Linked DNA regions of Homo sapiens: region 1 is linked to region 2. A link is an interaction called in ENCODE POLR2A ChIA-PET data of the cell type or tissue named here. Cell type or tissue: CD4-positive, alpha-beta T cell. All regions are shown on one strand.

Evidence for each region. ChIA-PET counts read pairs that join two places held together with the same protein. Peaks named below come from ENCODE experiments on the same cell type or tissue, not always from the same donor. Only the 100,000 strongest peaks of a DNase experiment are listed, where the experiment ranks them.
Region 1: POLR2A ChIA-PET joins it to region 2 with 13 read pairs; 5 of 35 experiments call an interaction of 5 or more read pairs at or near these places.

What each region holds. Positions count from the first base shown.
Region 1 is chr19:14,076,961-14,084,960 of GRCh38, forward strand. It overlaps C19orf67 (chromosome 19 open reading frame 67), which reads right to left. Exons shown (of 6, transcript NM_001277378.2): 2 at 6,773-6,917; 3 at 6,545-6,645; 4 at 6,277-6,462; 5 at 5,509-5,643; 6 at 4,664-5,048. The coding sequence ends at 4,874. Among named protein-coding and RNA genes, the nearest start is that of C19orf67, 4.8 kb to the right of the region's middle. RefSeq lists enhancers at 4,501-4,790, 5,051-5,110. In CD4-positive, alpha-beta T cell, no CTCF peak of the experiment used is centred here; DNase peaks (open chromatin) are centred at 1,611, 3,261, 4,511 and 5,151; H3K4me3 peaks cover 1,780 bases; H3K27ac peaks cover 1,030 bases.
Region 2 is chr19:13,790,836-13,798,835 of GRCh38, forward strand. It overlaps ZSWIM4 (zinc finger SWIM-type containing 4), which reads left to right and starts at 4,608. Exons shown (of 14, transcript NM_001367834.3): 1 at 4,608-4,966. The coding sequence starts at 4,814. RefSeq lists silencers at 4,242-4,731, 4,752-4,961 and an enhancer at 5,202-5,271. In CD4-positive, alpha-beta T cell, no CTCF peak of the experiment used is centred here; DNase peaks (open chromatin) are centred at 3,840, 4,486, 4,987 and 6,096; H3K4me3 peaks cover 2,248 bases; H3K27ac peaks cover 549 bases.

The DNA.
Region 1 (8,000 bases), 290 kb after region 2:
GAGGTTGAGGCTACAGTGAGCTATGATTGAACCACTGCACTCCAGCCTGGGTGAGAGTGAGATCTGTAACCTAAGAAAAAAAAAAAATTCACTAAGACCAGAAAAGGGGAGACCCAGGAAGTTTAAATTTAAAAATGTTTTCAATTTTGGAGACAAGTCTTGTTCTGTCACGCAGGCTGCAGTGCAGTGGCATGATCACAGCTTACTGTAACCTTGATCTCCTGGGCTCAAGTGATCCTCCTGCCTCAGCCTCCTGAGTAGCTGGGACTACAGGTGTGAACCACCACACCCAACCCAGGAACATTTTAGAATCGCTGTTTCAACTCTTGGCTCTTGAGATCGTGTCACTGCACTCCAGCCTGGGTGACAGAGCGAAACTCTGTCTTAAACAAAAACAAATTCTTGGCTCTGTCCAACTCTGTCTCTTGTATAGGGGCATCAAATGTCTAGTGAAATCCATATGCATAAAATACAGAGAGGTCATGCTGATACAAGGCTGCACCCAAGAGCAGCTCAGCCCATGAAGGGCTCATCAGCTGACCCCATCCTCAGCCCAGTGACCCCATCCTCAGCATACTTCACTGTGACTGTGGGAGCTATGTAGAGAAAGGCGGAGAGAGCCTGGGAAGGTGGAAAATGGAAACACCTAGAGGCTGGTCTTAATTTCCAGCAGGGGAGCCAAGAACTAAGTATGTCATGAGTGGACAGGGGCCGGGCATGGTGGCTCATGCCTGTAATCCCAGCACTTTGGGAGGCCAAGGTGGGTGGATCACCTGAGGTCAGGAGTTTGAGACCAGCCTGGCCAACATGGTGAAAACCCATCTCCACTAAAAATACAAAAATTAGGCCTGGTGCAGTGGCTCATGCCTGTAATCCCAGCACTTTGGGAGGCTAAGGCGAGTGGATCACCTGAGGTCAGGAGTTCGAGATCAGCCTGGCCAACATGGAGAAACCCCATCTCTACTAAAAATCAAGAAATTAGCCAGGCATGGTGGCGCATGCCTGTAGTCCAAGCTACTCAAGAGACTGAGGCAGGAGAATCACTTGAACCCAGGAGGCAGAGGTTGCAGTGAGCCCTGAGATTGCACCACTGTACTCCAGCCTGGGTGACAGAGCGAGACTCCATCTCCAAAAAAAAAAGAGTGGACAGGACTACTTAAGTATAGATGAGGGATTCTCTAACTTTTCTGAATATTAAACTCAACTGAGGCCCCCATATGTCAAGTAAATCAGAATGGGGGAAGGGCTTGACATCAGTATTTTTTGAAGCTCCCAGGTGATTACAATATACAGCTGAGTCTGAGAACCATGAAGTAAATATAAACCAGCAGTTCTCAATGTAGTGGCACCAGGACCAGCAGTATCCGCAATGCTTGGGGAATTGCTAGACATGCGCCTTCCAGGGGCCAGGTGTGGTGGCTCATGCCTATAATCACAGCACTTTGGGAGGCTGAGGTGGGATAATTGCTTGAGTCTGGGAGTTCAAGACCAGTGTGGGCAATATAGCAAGACAAAGTCTCTACCAAAAAAAAAAAAGAGAGAGAGAAAAAAAAGCACTTTCTTGGGTCTCATCCCAGACTTAATGATCAAACTCTCCATGTGATTCTGATGCACACTAGGAAGTTTGAGAATCAAGGGTGTAGAAAGCTGCTCAGCAACAGGACCCAGGAAACAAAGCTTGTTTCCTTCCCCTTCCAGTACTGTACTGTCACCACCCACCCGAAACCCTGTCTTAAGAGACAGTGGATTTGACTTAAAGGAGACCGTCTAGAGCTGCTTGTGGCTAGTCTGAATTGAGATATGTTGTAAATGTGAAATGCTAGATTTCTTTTCCTTTTTTTTTTTTTTTTTTTTTTTGAGATGGAGTCTTGCTCTTGTTGCCCAGGCTGGAGTGCAATGGCACGATCTCGGCTCACTGCAACCTCCATCTCCTGGGCTCAAGCGGTTCTCCTGCCTCAGCCTCCAGAGTAGCTGAGATTACCAGCACCTGCCACCATGCCCGGCTAATTTTTGTAGTTTTAGTAGAGATGGGGTTTCGCCATGTTGGCCAGGCTGGTCTCAAACTCCTGACCTCATGATCTGCCTGCCTCGGCCTCCCAAAGTGCTGGGATTACAGGTGTGAGCCACTGCATCTGGCTTTTTTTTTTTTTTTTCAGATGGAGTCTCGCTCTGTTGCGCAGGCTGGAGTGTAGTGGTGCGATCTCGGCTCACTGCAACCTCCATCTCCCAGATTTAAGCGAGTCTCCTGGCTCAGCCTCTTGAATAGCTGGGATCACAGGCGCCCACCACCACACCCACCTTTTTTTTTTTTGTTTTTTTTTTTTGCATTTTTAGTAGAGACAGGATTTTGCCATGTTGGCCAGGCTGGTCTCGAACTCGTGACCTCAAGTGACCCACCTGTCTCGGCCTCCCAAAGTGCTGGGATTATGGGCATGAGCCACCATGTCCGGCCAAGATTTCTAAGACAGTACAAAAAAGGAAAATACCTCAATAATTTTTTTACATGGATTATACATTGAAATAATATTTTGGGTATAACAGGTTAAATAAAATATCACGAAAATGAATCTAACCTCTTAATTTTTTATTTTTTATTTTTTTTTGAGACGGAGTCTCGCTGTGTCACCCAGGCTGGAATGCAGTGGTGCGATCTCGGCTCACTGCAAGATCCACCTCCCGGGTTCACGCCATTCTCCTGCCTCAGCCTCCCGAATGGCTGGGACTACAGGCGCCTGCCACCACGCCCGGCTAATTTTTTGTATTTTTAGTAGAGACGGGGTTTCACCGTGTTAGCCAGGATGGTCTCAATCTCCTGACCTCGTGATCCGCCTGCCTCAGCTTCCCAAAGTGCTGGGATTATAGGCATGAGCCACGGCGCCTGGCCCTAACCTCTTAATTTTTTTATGTGGTTACTAGAAAATTTGAAACTACATACGTGATTTGCGTTTGCAGCTCACTTGATATTTCCATTGGACCCCACGAGTCTAAAGAATCTTAAAGGCCGGGCAGGGTGGCTCATGCCTGTAATCCCAGCACTTTGGGAGGCCGAAGCGGGAGGATAGCTTAAGCCAGGAGTTCGAGACCAGCCTGGTCAACATAGGAAGAACCCCCCCCTTCTCTACAATAATAATAATAATATAATAATAATAATAAAATAGGGGCATCGTCGCTGCCTGTACTCCCAGCTGCTTAGGAGGCCGAAGTGGGAGGATCACTTGAACCCAGGAGTTAGAGTTTGCAGAAGTTGGAGGTTCCAGGATTGCGCCATTGCACTCCAGCCTGGGTGACAGAGCAAGACCCTTCCCTCCCCCCGAAAAACATCTTAGAGCCACAGGAAAACTCACAGGGACTCCCTCAAAGCGGTATCAGGGAGCATCAGGATTTCCTTGATGTCATTCAGACCACAGCTGTGGACTAAAAAACATCCTTGATGCAGTCAGAAATTGTCACCAGAAATACCCATGGAAGAGCAATAGTGGCCGGGCGCGGTGGCTCACGCCTGTAATCCCAGCACTTTGGGAGGCAGAGGCGAGCGGATCACCTGAGGTCAGGAGTTGGAGACCAGCCTGGCCAACATGGCGAAACCCCGTCTCTACTAGAAATACAAAAACTAGCTGGGCCTGGTGGCATCAGCCTGTAATCCCAGCTACTCGTGGGGCTGAGGCAAGAAAATCACTTGAGCCTGGGAAGCGGAGGTTGCAGTGAGCCGAGATCATGCCATTGTACTCCAGCCTGGGCGACAAGAGCGAAACTAGTGTTGGCATTCAATATTGATTCATTTCACCTCTAACGTCCTTTTTTATCATCTGGAAATGGAGGCTAATACTATGTGCCAGGGACTGGAAGGTAGGTGCTTTGCTCAAAATCATAAATAAGGGCAGGGCTCTGGGTGTCTCCTCTATGAAAATGCTGCCGGGGGCGGGGGGAGGGGAGGGGAGGGGAGGAGAACCAAAAGGGTCCCTCTTGGATTAAAGGGGTATAACCCGCAGCTGAGTGACACCTGGCTCAGGAGGACACCCTTCCTCCTTGCAACGGGCCACAAGTACCGGGTTGCGATCACAAGTACCCGGTTCAGGTCCAAGGTCCGCCACTTGCTCGCAGGAGCTTTGAGCAGGTGAGTTCATTTCTCTCAGCCAGGGTCTCCTCTCCAGTCCGAGATTAGAGAGAGGCTGAGAGATCCTAAGCTTGGATACCGTAGGGCTCTCCCACCTTGTCCGCACCCCGGATACCCCAAGAAAGACGACGACCTGTCCGGCCCCCAAGTCCCAAAAGCTGGAAGAGAAAAAAAAAGTCTAACTCGGGCCCTTAGGAAACTGATCGAGGGCACTTTCCTGGGGCGCGTCGGGAAAAGTAGTCTTCTACGCTAAAATAAATAACTTCCGGGTCAAAATATGGGAGTGGGCGTAGCCTTAAGTCTCTTCCTCCAGTGGACGTTGAATTTCCCCGGTACCCTAAACTTGCAGTTTTCTGGGTTCCGGTGTTGACGGGCACCACTTCCCTTTTTGCTTCATGTGCGCCTATGCGCATGCGCCAAACTCTCGTCCGCCTATTGGCGAATTCCAGGCTTCTTTCAAAAGACTACATTTCCCAGAAGGCCACGCGAGTGGGTGGGGCAATCCCCCGGGGGAGGGGCGCGGCATTCGCAGCGGACGCTGAGCCTGTGACCTCTTTCTTTCTTTTATTTAACACAAAACTGACGTGTCCGCATTCAGGGCCCCACGGCCAAGCCGGACTCGGTGCAGACAGGTCAGCTCGGCCTGGCCCTTTGGAAGGCGAGGCCGGGCTGCACTGCGAGAACGAGTGAGCCCCTCCCCTGCCCCCTATTCTGGAGTTTGGAACTGTCAAGTTCCAGCTCCTACCCTCTTCCCCAGGTTCAAGACCCCTGCGCTGCCCACCCCGCAGGCCCGGCTGCGCTCGGAGGCCGGGCCTGGCCTGCCTGGCCCGTGAGGATCTGCACCAGCAGGTCGGTGGCCAGCGTGGGCGTGGGCTCCTCGAAGCCGATGGTCAGCAGCTGCTGGTAGTCCCCAAGCGGCTGCGGGCACAAAATCCTGGGGTGGGGGGGCCAGGGATAGACAGGCCTGGACTTGAGTGCCCCCTGCCCCTCGGGAGTCCCTCCCTTTGAGTGAGAGGCTCAGGTGAAAGAGGCTTTGTTTCAGCTGCGGGTGGGAAAAACCCCCGGGGGAAACTTGTTTCCTTGTTGATCAGAGACTTAGTAATGGCTCCTAGAGGCTGAATAACTGGTCCTGACCTGTCCATTCGCTCTGCTAGCTGTGTGTCCTTGGGCAGGTAACAACTTCTCTGAGCACCCTGTTTTCTTTGTTAAATGGGGCCAATAGCATAGATCTCCATGGGTTGTTACTGGGGTCTGCATGAAGTGCTTTTCAGGGCACAATAAAATGCTATCACTACTAAGGGAAGCAAAGTGTTTGGGAAGGTGGATTGTCTTTGGTGGGGTTCTGCCTCCCCCTCCAGCTCCCAGGCCCACGTTGCTATTGCCCTAGCTCCTACCATGAATAAAGGTCATCCTCGGCTGGTCCTAGGGGCACCCATCGGCCGATGGACCACAGCTTCTGGATCTGTGGGCACGAATTGGCTGGACTCTGGCCTGTGTCTTCCCAAGTATCTCGATAGCACAGAAAGTAGCTAGGAGGGGAGGGAGCTGTAATTAGAAGTGATCAGCTTCCTAGCTACTTCTGTTGAGGGCTTTAATTTTGGAGTTGAGGTGGGAACTCATCAGAAGTTGCCCTGAAGTTCTCAGGTAGGAATGTGACTCCAAGGCCTTTTCTCCCTGCCAGCCTACTTTTAAGATGAGAACTTTTATTTTGGTGGGAGGGTGGGTTTTAAGAAAATAGAGGTAGCCTTTCAAAAGCCTTTAGTTTCCTGGTTCACTTTTTTTTTTTTTTAAGAGACAGATTATTGCTTCCACTCAGGGTGGAGTGCAGTGGCACAATCACAGCTCACCGTAGCCTTGATTCCTGGGCTCAAGTGCTCCTCCTGCCTAAGCCTCCCAAGTAGCTGGGACTACAGGTGCCAGCCATCACGCCTGGCGAATTTCTTTGTTGTTGAGACAGGGTCTTGCCATCTTGCCCAGGCTGATCTCAAACTCTTGAGCTCAAGTGATCCTCCTGCCTCGGCCTCCCAAAGTGTTGGGATTACAGGCGTGAGCCACTGCCTCGGGCCCTGGCTCACTTTTCACTTTGCTGGTGACGGTTTGGAGGGTCATATTGGCATTCATCATAGAAAGGGGAGGACTTTGATTTGGGTAAGAGGACTTACTAATCCACAAGGGAATCTTGTCCCCGACCAGGGGCCTCTGGGGTGGCTTCCAGGTGCCAGCGCATCTTCTTATAGAGGTAGCGGGGGAAGCGGCTGGCAGTGTAGGCGGTTGGGGCACAGTATCTGAAGATGGAGACCTCATGGGACAGGCTGATGGAGAACCTCCCGCAAAAGAAACAGGAGATGCTGGCGAGACATGAGAGAATGGAGGGGTGAGGCTGGGCCTTGGACTCCTTCATCCCCCCATCTGAGTCTCCTACCATTTTACCTAAGGGGGTTCATCTCCTCCAGGTCCACGAACCCAAAGGAAGCGTACATGAGGACCAGCTGTTCCAGGCGCAGGGTCAGCTGTTGGGAGATCTCTAACAGCTGCATACAAGAGGGGGGTACAGTGAGATCAGCTGGCCTGCGAGGAGTGGGCCTCCCCCTCCACCATCCCCACAGGCTCAGAGCTGCGAGAAGAAAGGGGCGTGGGGTCTAAGAAACCTCCACACACCCCCTTTCGGACCAGCTCCTGCAGGGGTCCATAGATGGGGGGTATGCTTCTCGCGGCTGCCTCCAGGTACAGGAAGTAGGGCTCACACATCTGTAAGAAGGTGGGCATGGCCTTGGCCAGCTGCTCCTTCTGTACTTGGTCTCTGCTGAAGGAAGAAGGGGGCCTTTGCCTGGAATCCCTCACAACCCCTCCCCACCCCGCAGTTTTCCCCATTCTACTCAATCCCAACCTGTATCCCTGGCTTTGACCCATTAGAAAAGCCCCCAGTTTCAGGTCTTTTCTGAACATCTTTCTGGTTTACCTGCATCAAACCCATTTGGAACACTTGTTAAAGTGCTGACACCTGAGTCTCACAACACTTAGGACCCAGAGCTTCCTGCAGGGTCTGGGCGCAGTGGCTCACGCCTGCAATCCTAGAGTTTTGGGAGGCTGAGGCTGGAGGATTGCTTGAGGCCAGGAGTTCCAGACAAGCCTAGGCAACATAGCAAGAACCCATCTCTACACAAAAATAATTAGCTGGGCATGGTGGCACCTGTAGTCCCAGTTACCCAGGAGGTGGAGGTGGGAAGATTGCTTGAGACCAGGAGTTCGAGGGTGCAGTGAGCTATGACTGCCCCACTGCACTCCAGCTTGGGTGACAGAGCGAGACCCTGTCTCATTAAAAAAAAAAAAACAGCCTCATGAGAATCCCTCGAACCTGGGAGGCGGAGGTTGCAGTGAGCTGAGTTCGCCCCACTGCACTCCAGCCTAGGTGACAGAGCAAGACTCCATTTCAAAAAAACACATAACAACAAAACAAAACAAAAAAACCCAGCCTCGGGTAGGCGCGGTGGCTCACGTCTGTAATTCCAGCACTTTGGGAGGCCAAGGCGGGTGGATCATGAGGTCAGGAGCTCAAGACCAGTCTGGCCAAGATGGTGAAACTCTGTCTCTACTAAGAAAAGAAAAAAATTAGCCGGGCAACACATGTTGGTGGGCGCCTGTAATCCCAGCTACTCGGGAGGCTGAGGCAGAGAATTGCTTCAATCCGGGAGGCGGAGGTTGCAGTGAGCTGAGATTGCACCACTGCACTCCAGCCTGGGCGACAGAGTGAGACTCCATCTCAAAAACAAACACGCAAACAAAACCCAACCCAGCCTCCTAGGAAATTCCAATGGACACTGAAATTGAGAGTCACAGGGAAACCTGGTCTGGGAATCACATTATCCTTTGGAGTCTCAAACTGATG
Region 2 (8,000 bases):
GTGGCGGGTGCCTGTAATCCCAGCTACTTGGGAGGCGAGGCAGGAGAATCGCTTGAACCCGGGAGGTGGAGGCTGCGGTGAGCCGAGATCACGCCATTGCACTCCAGCCTGGGCAACAAAAGCGAAACTCCGTCTCAAAAAAAAAAAAAAATTAACCAGGGATGGTGGCTCACGCCTGTAATCCCAGGACTTTGGGAGGCCAAGGCAGGTGGATCACTTGAAGTCAGGAGTTCGAGACCAGCCTGGCCAACATGGTAAAACCCCATCTCTATTAAAAATGCAAAAATTGGCCGGGTGTGGTGACGCACACCTATAGTCCCAGCTACTTGGGAGGCTGAGGCAGGAGACTTGCTTGAACCCAAGGTTCAAGTGAGGTTGCAGTGAGCCGAGATCGCGCCACTGCACTCCAGCCTGGTGACAGAGCGAGACTCCGGCTCAAAAAAAAAAAAAACAAAAAACAAAAAAGGAAAAAAAGAAAGAAATACAACTTGAGACACATATATACTTTTATTTATTTATTTATTTACTTATTTATTTTTGAGATAGCATCTCACTGTGTTGCCTAGCCCAGTCACAAACTCCTGGACTCAAGTGCTGCTCTCCGCTCAGCCTCCCAAAGTGCTGTGTTTACAGGGACCAACCACTGTGCCCTGCCACATATGTTATTTTATTTTATTTTACTTTATTTATTTATTTTATATATATATATATATATTTTTTTTGAGATGGAGTCTCACTCTTTCACCCAGGCTGGAGTGCAGTGGTGCGATGTTGGCTCACTGCAACCTCTGCCTCCCAGGTTCAAGCGATTCTCCTCCCTCAGCCTCCCACGTAGCTGGGATTACAGGCACGCACCACCATGCCTGGCTAATTTTTTGTATTTTTAGTAGAGACAGGTTTCACCATGTTGGCCAAGCTGGTCTTTTTTTTTTTTTTTCTTTTTTTGAGACGGAGTCTCGTTCTGTCGCCCAGGCTGGAGTGCAACACTGTGATCTCAGCTTACTTCAACCTCCACCTCCCGGGTTCACGCCATTCTCCTGCCTCAGCCTCCCAAGTAGCTGGGATTACAGGCACCCGCCACCAGGCCCAGCTAATTTTTTGTATTTTTAGTAGAGACGGGGTTTCACTATGTTGGCCAGGCTGGTCTCAAACTCCTGACCTTGCGATCCGCCCTCCTCGGCCTCCCAAAGTGCTGGGATTACAGGAGTGAGCCACCGCGCCCCGCCTAAGCTGGTCTTAAACTCCTGACCTCAGATGATCTGCCCGCCTCGGCCTTCCAAAGTGCTGGGATTACAGCCCTGAGCCACTGTACCCAGCCTACATACGTAATTTAAATGTCCTGAAACCATGTAAAAGAAAATATATGAAATCAATTTTAATAATGTATTTTATTAAACCAAGTTTATCTAAAATATAATTTCAACATGTTAACAACACTAAACATTTGCTTTCTTTTGTTCTGTCTTTTTTTTTTTTTTTTTGAGACAGAGTCTCACTTTGTTGCCCAGGCTGGAGTGCCGTGGTGCAATCTTGGCTCACTGCAAACTCCGCCTCCTGGGTTCAAGTGATTCTCCTGCCTCAGCCTCGCAAGCAGCTGGGATTACAGGCGCCCGCCACCACGCCCAGCTGATTTTTGTTTTGTTTTGTTTTGTTTTGTTTTTTGAGGCGGAGTCTTGCTCTATTGCCCAGGCTGGAGTGCAGTGGCGCGATCTCAGCTCACTGCAAGCTCCACCTCCCGGGTTCACGCCATTCTCCTGCCTCAGCCTCCGGAGTAGCTGGGACTACAGGTGCCCGCCCCCACGCCAGGCTAATTTTTTTGTATTTTTAATAAAGACGGGGTTTCACCGTGTTAACCAGGATGGTCTGCATCTCCTGACCTCATGATCCGCCCGCCTCGGCCTCCCGAAGTGCTGGGATTACAGGCGTGAGCCACTGTGCCCGGCCCTAATTTTTGTATTTTTAGTAGAGACGGGGTTTCACCATGTTGGCCAGGCTGGTCTTGAACTCCAGACCTCAGGTGATCCGCCTGTCTCAGTCTTCGAAAGTGCTGGGATTACAGGTGTGAGACACCTTGCCCGGCCTCGTTTTCTGTTTTTTTGTTTGTTTGTTTGTTTTCCTGAGACGGTCACACTGTCACTCCGGCTGGAGCACAGTGATACAATCATATCTCACTGTAGCCTGAACCTCTTGGGCTCGAGAGATCCTCCTGTCACAGCCTCCAGAGTAGCTGGGACTACTGGCTTGTGCCACCACGCCCAGCTGATTTTCTTATTTTTTAATAGAGATGGGTTTTCGCCATGTTGCCCATGCTGGTCTCAAACTCCTGGGCTCAAGTGATCTTCCCACCTCACCATCCCAAAGTGCTGGGATTCCAGGCGTGAACCACCGCGCCTGGCCAAAACATTCTTTTTTTTTTTTTTTTGGAGTCTCACTCTGTCCCCCAGGCTGGAGTGCAGTGGCGCAATCTTGGCTCACTGCAACCTCTGCCTCCTGGGTTCCCACCATTCTCCTGCCCTAGCCTCCCTAGTAGCTGGGACTATAGGCGCCTGCCACCATGCCCGGCTAATTTTTTGTATTTTTAGTAGAGAAGGGGTTTCACTGTGTTAGCCAGGATGGAAAACATTCTTAATGAAATATTTTAGGCCGGGCGTGGTGGCTCACGCCTGGAATCCCAGCACTTTGGGAGGCCAAGGCAGGCAGATCATAAGGTCAGGAGTTTGAGACCAGCCTGCCAATATGGTGAAACCCCGTCTCTACTAAAAATGCAAAAGTTAGTCAGGCGTGGCGGTGGGTGCCTGTAGCCCCAGCTACTTGGGAGGCTGAGGCAGAATAATCACGTGAACCTGGGAGGCAGAGGTTGCAGTGAGCTGAGATCACTCCATCTCAAAAAAAAAAAAAGAAATATTTTTCCTTGTTCCCTTCCTGCTATGTCTCCAAAATCCACTCTGTATTTTACCTTTCCAGCACAACCTAATTTCAGCCAGTCCCATTTCAAGGGCTCAGAGACCACTTGTGGCCATTGGTGACCATACTGGACAGTGCAGGTCTGCAGGGGAGTTTAACTAATTGAGGGGGTGGCAGGGAGAGTGGGTGAAGACTGGCCAGAGGGTGCAGCTGTGAGACTCGAAGTTTCTCCAAGAAAAAGCTAGGGCTTCCATATGGATGAGTGGATAATCACTGTTTTTTTTTTTTTTCTGCTGTGCCTATCATTTAACTGAATGGAGGCAAAGCATGTGTTGGTTGGTACATTCAACAAGTTCTAGGTTAAGCGCCTACCTTCCAGGTGCTGCCGGTACAGTAAAGCACAGATGGGACAAACTCCTGCCTCCTGAGGCTCACAGTGGAGAGGGAGAGATTGAAATTAAGCAACTACCAAAGGTGGATCACTTGAGGTCAGGAGTTCAAGACCAGCCTGGCCAACATGGCAAAACTCCGTCTCTACCAAAAATACAAAAATTAGCCGGGCGTGGTGGTGGGCGCCTATAATTTCAGCTATTCGGGAGGCTGAGGCAGGAGAATCACTTGACCCCGGGAGGCGCAGGTTGCAGTGAGCCGAGATCGCACCACTGCACCCCAGCCTGGACGACAAGAGTGAAACTCCGTAAAAAAAAAAAAAAAAAAAAAAAAAAAAACCGCCGAAACAGATAAATAAATGGTAATGGTGAGAAGTATGAGGAAGGAAAAATGCAGGGTCCTCTGAGGACATTGGCAAGGAGCCGGGACGGGAACGGGTGATGGAAGCCATGGCCAGCTTCCAGGCCAGAGACGGTGGCCTACACAAGCTGAGTCAGAAAAAATGCTCAGAGGTGCTGGGGTTTGATTAAGTGTTAGGGTGAACCTCATGGAATTGCCATTTTAACAGGCCAAAAATGGTAAAAAAAAATTAGCAATTTCATATGACCCAAGATAGTATCTAGGGCATGGAAAGGAGGGGCGGGGTACTATACTAGTTTTGAGGCTCAAGGGATGACCTATGAACCCCCTAACCGAGCTTTGTTTCTGGAGAGGGGGTCCGCGGCCCGCATGAGCTCCCTCAGTGAGCCTGCGACCCCTCCGCCCCCACAAGAACCAAAACTTGACCCGGTGCCCAGAGAGGTTGAGTGAGTTTCTCGGGTCGCACAGCTGGGAGGGACGAGGGGCTGAGCCACTGCCAAGGGATCCCGCTGCTCTGTCTCGCTCACCGGCCGGGCTATGTTGATTGTCCCCTCGCGGCGCCCGGAAGCGACCCTCAGTAAACAAAGCCGTGTGTGGGCGCAGCCCCAGAAGCCTGGGGCGCGCAGTCCAGCCCAAGAGAGGCGGGGGAGGAATGTTGTGAATGAACCCCGGGCCCGCCCCGAAACTCCGCATAAGGCCTGGGCCGCGGGGGTCCTCCCACTCTGATTGGCCTCTGGCGCCCCGTGATTGACAGCGCCCCTCGCTGTGCGCTCTGGTTGGGTAAACAAGAAAAGACTGGCATCGCAGTCATCGAGTGAGCAGCGAGGCTTGGACACGGGTCTGGCGGCGCAGCCAATGGCGGGGGAGGGCCGAGGAGGCCGAGGGGGGGCCAATAGGGACAGGCGGTGGGGGCGGGACGACGGCGGAGCTAAAGCGGCGGCTGAAGCAGCTTCATTGTTGTGAAGAGTCTTAAAGGGGCCGCATCACCCTGCCGGCCCGGCGCGGGTCGGGGGTGGGTGCGGTAGGGGTCCCGGGGCGGCCGAGCGCAGAGGACGGACGGGAAGGAGGGCAGGGGGCGCGGGAGCCGGCGAAGCGGAGCGGGCATCGGACCGAGCCCCCCAAAGAGGCCCCGCCCCGGCCCTGGCCCCGGCCGGGCCGGATGGAACCCCCCGCGGCCAAGCGGAGCCGGGGCTGCCCCGCGGGACCCGAGGAGCGCGATGCCGGGGCCGGGGCCGCGCGTGGCCGGGGCCGGCCCGAGGCGCTGCTGGACCTCAGCGCCAAGCGGGTAGCCGAGAGCTGGGCCTTCGAGCAGGTGACCGCGGGGGAAGGGGGCGGGGGCAGGGACGCACCCCCAGCACCTTCCCCACCTGTCTTCTCCTCCCCCACAATCCCCAGACTCCAGAGCTAACCCAATCAGAGACACCCCCTGAGATTCCACCCCCAGGACCCTTAACCCTGCCTGGAAACACCCCCTCATCCTCCTGTTTCTGTCCTTCAAACCCAGTAACCCACCCCCATCCCTTCTCTGCCATCTCTGCCCCTCAGCGCCCCAGATCCCAAATCAGGACACTTCCTTCTTCTCCTACCAACCCCAGATCTCTGAGATCTGGCCCCCATGGCCCGCCTACAACCCTGGGCACCCCTCTTTTCCCGCCTTATCCCCCAACGGTACCCCTCTTTTCCCACCTTATCCCCCAACGGTACCCCTCTTTTCCCACCTTATCCCCCAACGGTACCCCTCTTTTCCTACCGCATCTTTATTCGCCAATCAGGGCACCCCATTCAGTCTTCAATCCTCTCTTCGGCCCCCCGCTTGGGGACACCCTGTCTCCCTCCATCGTAGCCTCTAGAGACTCACACTACCCCATTCCTGCTCTCCAGATCCCTACCGTACACCCCAAGTAAATAACTCCCCCATCTCTCCAGATTCCAGCTCAAGACACCCCTTTTTTCCCCATTCATTCCTGCCCTCGAGCCTCCAGATTCCACCTGTTCCTTGGGGACCCCTCTCTACTCCTCCAGATTCCTCTTTCGGGGCTGCCCGTCTTCTCCTGGCTTGCCGCAGGGATTACTGAAATGCCAGGGTCCCTCCTCCTCCCCACCTCATCCCCCTGACCTATCCTATCTCTTCCCATAGGAAAACAGCAGGGGCGGAGCCTGGGTGGTGGTCCCTGGACAGGTGCACCTAGAAGCTCTCTTCTGTGGCTTCTGGTGGCACTGACAGGATGTCCCAGAGCTGGGGCCCTTTAAGTCCCCTTTTTCAGCTTCAGTGTGGGCCCCCAAGGAACTGGAGACATGGCCCAGACTTGAACAGGAAGCACACACGGGCTCTATCCTCTGTCCAGCTTCAGGGGGCGTTCTTTCCTGCCCGGCCTCTCTGGAGTTAGGAAGTCGGCCTGGACGGATGGGTTTGGGCCAAGTGTGGATGGGCAGGCTCTGATTCATGGACTGGAAAATCCCTCCTTAGTCATTTGCCAACTGTCCCTGAGGCCTGGGCTGGTCATTGCCTCTCCCACTTCCCCTAGAAACCCAGGTGGAGTAGGGGCTAAGGAGGGCCCCTTCATTGCATGTGAGACACACAGAACAATCTGAAAACCATCTCCGAGCCTCCCACAAACCTGCCCTGGCCAAGCCGAGCCCTCAGAGTTCTTGACCCACAGAAGCTCATGGAATCCCCTGCAACCCTTTGGCAGTTGTTCTTGTTCCCACTTTGAGGAAACTGGGGCACAGAGAAGTTGAGAAACTTGCCCAAGGTCACCCAGCCAGGGAATAGCAAGTCCAGATTGGAAGGCAGGCTCAGCCAGCTCACTGTATTGCCCAGAGCCCACAGCGGTGGCCAGGACACCCCCTCCCCTCCTGGGGCCCCTTCCCAGGGATGGGGCATGGAAGGGAAACTGAGGAACGACAGAGTCTGTCTTAGGAGTTGAAACAACTCACAGCTCTGGGACCCTGAACAAGTGAATTCATCCCACTAAGTCTCAGATTCTCCCAGCTATAAAACAGGTTCATGATTTAGTATCAATGTGCCATCAAGGGTGTTCAATCTTTTAGCTTCCCTAGGCCACACTGGAAGAAGAACTGTCTTGGGCCACATATAAAATGCACTAACACTAACAATAGCTGATGAGCTTAAAAAGAAAAGAAAAGAAAATCTTTGTATTTATTTATTTATTTATTTATCTGAAACGAGTCTCAGTCTGTTGCCAAGGCTGGAGTGCAGTGGCACGATCTCGGCTCACTGTAGCCTCCACCTCCTGGGTTCAAGCAATTCTCCCGCCTCAGCCTCCTGAGTAGCTGGGACTACAGGTGTGAGCCGCCATACCCAGCTAATTTTTGTATATTTAGTAGAGATGGGGTTTCACCATGTTGGCCAGGCTGGTTTCAAACTCCTGACCTCAAGTGATCCTCCCACCTTGGCCTCCCTCCCAAAGTGTTGGAATTACAGGCATGAGCCACCGCACCCGGACGTATCTTATAATGTTTTAAGAAAGCTTACGAATTTGTGTTGGCCTGCATTCAAAGCTCTCCTGGGCCAGGGCCGTGGGGCGTGGGTTGGACAAGCTCACACTAGGTGGCTGTGAGAATTTGGAAATTACATACATAAAGTGTTCAGCATAGTGTGTGCATTCTTTTCTTTTCTTTTCTTTTTTCTTTTCTTTTGAGGCAGAGCCTTGCTCAGTAGCCCAGTGAAACAATGATTGCGCAATGACACAATCATAACTCACTGCAGCCTCAAACTCCTGGGCTCAAGCAATCCTCCTGCCTCAGCCTCTTGAGTAGCTGGGATTCCAGACGCCCACCACCACACCTGGCTAATTTTTAATTCTGTGTGTGTGTGTGTAGACATGGGGTCTCACTATGTTGCTCACGCTGGTCTGGAACGCCTGAGCTCAGGCAATGCTGCCGCCTCAGCCTCCCAAAGTGCTGAGATTACAGGTGTCCAGCCAAGATGGGCACCTTAATCATTATTATCACTTTTTTCTAACTTCTTCCTGCTCCACCAAAGCCTGGTGGGTGGGAAGATCTCACAACAGAATCCCAAGACCCTGCAGCTAGGAGGATCCAGGAGGGAAACCGCAAGAAAGTTCTAGAATGCTAACTATGGGCCAGGTGTTATTGTAAGTTCTTTAAGCTCTTTACATCCATACTGCATATTTAGTCTCCACAATCCTCAAGAGGTTGGTGCCGTGGACCTCCCCACTTTACACCTGAGAATACTGAGGCCAAGTGACTTGCCTGGGGTCACAGTGCTCCTAAATAGTAAAGCTAGGATTCAAGCCTCGGTTTCTCTGTTTTTTTATTTTTATTTATTTATTTGAGACGGAGTCTCGCTCCGTGGCCCAGAC